2 separate regions of the Mus musculus genome follow, and region 2 is linked to region 1. Evidence: chromatin loops called from intact Hi-C (ENCODE). Cell type or tissue: heart. All regions are shown on one strand.

Evidence for each region. Hi-C counts contacts between places; a loop is a spot of excess contacts. Peaks named below come from ENCODE experiments on the same cell type or tissue, not always from the same donor. Only the 100,000 strongest peaks of a DNase experiment are listed, where the experiment ranks them.
Region 2: a loop joins it to region 1, with 2.7 times the contacts of the local background. A loop is called at or near these places in 6 of 42 quality-filtered maps.

The regions. Positions count from the first base shown.
Region 1 is chr17:50,187,895-50,190,394 of GRCm38, forward strand. Rftn1 (raftlin lipid raft linker 1) reads right to left here. Exons shown (of 10, transcript NM_181397.2): 1 at 2,327-2,500. Among named protein-coding and RNA genes, the nearest start is that of Rftn1, 1.4 kb to the right of the region's middle. In heart, a CTCF peak has its summit at 1,558; DNase peaks (open chromatin) are centred at 1,597 and 1,937; H3K4me3 peaks cover 1,144 bases; H3K27ac peaks cover 853 bases.
Region 2 is chr17:50,051,841-50,054,340 of GRCm38, forward strand. All of the region lies in intron 5 of Rftn1 (raftlin lipid raft linker 1), which reads right to left. Among named protein-coding and RNA genes, the nearest start is that of Gm52302, 19 kb to the left of the region's middle. In heart, no CTCF peak of the experiment used is centred here; a DNase peak (open chromatin) is centred at 1,091.

The DNA.
Region 1 (2,500 bases):
AGCAGTGGTTGCCACCGGGAAGATAGGGGCCATGAAGAAACCCAGGTTGATGGTGTATTACCTGTCTTGATAAGAATCGGGTTGCACAGTGCATACATATGTCAAAACAATGTGCAGACTATTCCACTGTTATGTGTGTGTTACTGAACACACATTGAACATGTGAGTTGAGACACTTATAAAGTAACCCTGTACTAAGACTGTAGCTTATTTTAAAATGCATAAAGCAGCACACTGGAGCGATGGATGGTGCCTAGGTGTGCACTAAAGTCAATCCAGCGAAATGTTAGAAAATCTAGGTATGGTGGGTCTTTGTTTTTGTAGCCTAGGCTAGCCTCTAACTCAATTTTCTCCAGCCTCCTCCACCTTCTGGATTCTGAGATTACAGGCGTATGCCACTGTGCCCTCCTAGGTATTTGTATGATCTCTGTTACAACTTTACTATATAATGTTTTGTTTTGTTTTAATGGGGGCTAGGTGTGGTGGTACATATAATCTCAGTGCTTGGAAGGAAGAATCAATGCAAGTTGGAGGCTAACCTGGTCTACATAGTGGTAGATCCAGACCAGTGAGGGCTACACAGGGAAACCTTGCCTCAACAACAACAATAAAAATCGAAAGTGGTATAGAAATATGGGAGTACCCCCTTCTTAGCCTACCAAGTTCACATTTGATAAGGCAGCCATGGCCACCCAGCCATGGGACCACCCAGCTCCATCTCTGACATAAGTGAAGCCTGGAGAAACTCTAGGCACTTTACAGGGATTCCCACCACTCAGCCTGCTTCCCCACATACAAAGCAGTCACTGAAATCAAGCCCCAAAAAACCCTGTTCCAGAGGCAGAGAAAAAAATTCACTGACTAGTAGCCCCAATTTATTCCTGCACCAAATCGATTAGCTAACTACGCAATCTGCCTCATTTGTCCCTTGTCCACGATGGGGGTCGGGGGGACGGGACAAAACGACACAGTGTCCTACCCCACTAATGGAGGCACAGGGAGGCTTCCCCAGCTTGAGGCTGCGATTGCTCGGACCTCATGAAACCTCTACAGAAGGCAGAAGAGTCTGCAAGCTCACTCTAGGTAACACTGCTTAACTGAGGTCAGAGCACAGCACCACACAGCTCGTTGTTTAACCCCTGAGGATGAGTGGCTGGTGACATCTGGTGTCACTTGAACTTCCTCAGAATCCAGCTGGTCAGAAGGTACAAATTAGGAATCCTGGCAGCCACGGGTATGCTGGGTTCAATGGCCCTACCCATGGGTTTGTAGGCCACTCACATTACACCCTGGGCTTCCTTCCTGGAAAAGGCTTATCCTGAGATGACACTCCATAGTAGCCGTTGGGAGACACCTGTTCTGACCTTAACACCACCACCCACTCCCACCCCACCTCCCTGCGCCCCTTCTGAAAACAGCTGTATGAACAGAGGGTCTGTTGCTGGGCAGTTAGGCAGCCACTCATATACAAAGATCTGTGCCAGATTCTTTTTAAAAAATAGTTTTTGTTTGTAAGCCCCTAAACAAACTCACTCACACCACCCACCGCCCACAGGGGGCAGCTGAGAGCCAGCAGCCAACAGGCATCAGGGAGCACGCGCGGGGCTAACCCTGCCCTCTGCGCGATTCTGGCCTCCAAAGACAGTGATGCCAGTAGACCTGGCGCACTCGCCTGACAGTCAGGCTTCTTTAAATACACACTCCCTCCTCCTCGCCCAGACCCCATGCCCATCCTGGTGTGCCCCATGCCTAGAAAAGTGTGTTACAACAAGGCAAGAAAAAAAATCCCCTTTTCAGAGGAGAAAAGCCCCATTTCTGGTGCCTGGGATTTAGCTCTCAGTATTTCCACCGAGTACCCTCCTGCCTGCTCTCAAGAGTCGCACACCTCTTCCCTGGGTCGAGCCCAGGTCTCCGGGTGCACGTGGGCGGTGGCAACTCCCATCTGCTCCGGGCCCAGTACCCACTAAGGCCCCGGGTCCTGACCCACCTGTAGCCTCCAAGCTCCCCTCCGCGTCCTTCTAGCAGACCTCCGCCTGCGAAGCCCAGGACCCCCAGCAGGCGACCTCTCACCCCAACGCTCTCTCGCTTGTTTGTTTTGCTTTTTTTCCCCCTCTTCATCGGGGGAAAAAAAGTTGGCCCAGAATCTGGCGTCCCATCGATCTGTCCCCATCCCCACGCGACCTGCACCAGGGGGCTCGCCTAACAGCTCCGGAGCCCCCGAGGTGCCACGAGGAGCTGTCGCCTGCTCACCCGGATCCCGGGCCAGCAGAGCCAGCGACCCAGGCCTCTGCGCGCCACCTCGCCGGCCCGCCGCACGCCCACCTACCTTAGGGGACCAGCAGCGGTGACCGTGGCGCGGGCGGAGACAGCGTGCTGTGTCCCGGGATGAAAGTTTGTGCCATGCAGAGCAGGGCGGCGCGCGGACGACGCGACCCCGGGGGTGGGGGCAGAGCGCGGGGCGCGGCCGCTCGCTTGTCGTCTGTCCCTCCGGCGCTGGCCG
Region 2 (2,500 bases), 140 kb before region 1:
CGACAAACCCAGCAGACCCAGATGTAGGTACCTCAGCCAGGTGTGACCTCCCACGATACCTGATGCTCTCAACTTCCACGGGAGGTTCAGGTGTATCTCTCAGAATCCCTGACAGTGAGTGGCAGAGCCTGGGATCTTTCAATCCTCTCAGACTCTGGGCTCATGCCCCATTCTTGTAAGAGGTTAATTTAATAGAATACAAAGTAGATGCTGGTAGCCATAGTTGGGGACATTTGTTCATGGACTCAGTGGGAGCCTAGAGACGTCGCACCAAGTGGCTCAGGTGGAGGAGGCAGAGTGACAAGGTCTAAGTACCTCCATAAACTCCGGGAAGAAAAATACACAGCACAACCACCCCAGGCCTCAAATCTGACTGCCTGGCACAACACCCCTGCTCTGCCTAGCACACCCAAGTGGTTCTTGCTTCTTGATCAAAGGTATTGTAAGGGGTACTGGGGTGTATCTCACAGTGACTTCATATCATCAGGAAGTCCCCAGGCAAGAAGTCCCCAATTAATGAACAAGAAGATCCAGAAGGGTATAATACCTGGACCGCCATGCAGGAATGGGGACAGTCCACCTGCTCTCCCTGCTGACACTAGCACCACAGTGCAGGAATGGGGTCAGCCCAACAGCTCTCTCTCTGAACATCTGGACCATGATGCAGGGATGGGGTCAGCCCACCTGTTCTCCCTTTAACATCAGCACCACAATGCAGGGATGGGTCAGCCCAGCCATGTTCCCTGTAGCTCCTTTAAGACCACTGTGAACTGTCCCTGACTGGATCTACTGCTAGCTGCTTCCTACCCAAGGGAGGCAATTTCTGCAATCCTTTTAAAGTGTCTTGCTGTGATTGCAGAAAGAGACTTAAACATTACAACCTCTTTAGGGGGCAAGCAGACAGCTGAGCAGGGTATGGGATGGTGAGGCTGGGGTTGGGTGCCCTGTGAGTGTTTTTCAGGGCAGGGCAGTGAACAGACGCCCCAGAGAAGGAAACAAGCTAAACTCCCTAGGGAAAGGCTCAGGAGAGAAGCTGGGGTCAGATAAGGGCTTTGACCTGTGGAGACAGGGTCCTTAAATGTCCAGCCTTCAGGAAGGGAACGGTCCTTATCTGTGAGCTGGGAGCCACAGTAGCATCTCCTGTCATAGTTGTGGTGAGTGTAATCGAGATAACACCTGGGGAAAACTGGACCAAGGCCCTCCACTAGCAACGTGTGTCTACCAACTAATTTGAAAAGGCTGGAGATGGAAGGAGAGTGCTGTGATTGCTTGCAAGGCAGGGTGGGGGCTGCTGATATGCACAGAGAGAGAGAGAGAGAGGGAGAGAGGGAGAGAGGGAGAGAGGGAGAGAGAGAGAGTGAGAGAGAGAGCACGAGCTGTCTACTTGGGAGGACTAAAATGGGCTGTGTGGCTCAAGCCCCTGGCCTGTCTCCAGCTGGAAACCCCCTTCCCACGCACTGTTGGACTGAGGCCTCCGTGACACATTAACCCACCAGTGACCAAAGGATTTGAATTTGCAGAAAAGGACAAGGACCCCAGGAAATGGAGACTGCAGGCCTAAGTGCTCTGGGCATTACAGGAGGGTTTGGTGTCAATCTTCAGCCATAGTAGAACCTGGGCAATGGAGAGAGAGAGAGTCAAGGAGCCCTAGAGCAGAAATAGGGCACTGGACATCTGGGAAGGGTTCTAGGAAAGGGTTAAAGGTCAAACCCAGAAAGTGAACCTTCTCAAGGTCTAGGAGAAAGGTGGGTTCTGGAACACAGTCTCCACACTCCTGATAGACTCTTGGGATCAACTGTCTCATTTCTTCTTAAAAGGATTCTGTGAGGGGTAGCACTGTGCAGCCAGGGCCCTGAATAAGAGCTCCCATGGGGATGTTAGTGGCATGTATCTGGACAAGACGACCACCTAGCTAGAAGGTGCACACAGACATGGGTTTTCTCTCCATGGTGCTGCCTGTCTCCCATGGCTGCTATGCCTCCCTCCCGGGTTTCATGCCTGACCTGGACCCTCATCTTCCACATGGCTCTACAGTCGCCCTCCCTCTCAGAATTTAGTATGCTCAGCCCCCCAGCCTCACGATGGAGCTTGTCAGACCCTCACACCAGATCTAAACCCAAGCCACCATCAAGGTGAGACAGTAGTCTACCTCAGCGAAGTGAAAAAAACCCTACCAGTATCTCTAAACCAAAGATCAAGGTCTTGAATAAATGATAGCTCTACTGTATTTCAGAATTGAGGCAGTCCTTTCAGGGAAACCCTGCCATTAGATCTCAGATCTGACCATCCCATCTTTTTTTCCTCAAGAAGTGCTGACTTAGCAAAAAATAAATAAACAAAATAAAATCAACTCACTGCCCCTATTCTCAAGCAGCCAAATCACTTGCAAGAGGTCAATTTCAAGTGTTTTTAGCTAATACAGAGTAGAAATGGTGACTGGGGACATGGTATAGAAAGGTCTAAACAAATACACTAAGGCAACTCTGTGGGTATTCTATTG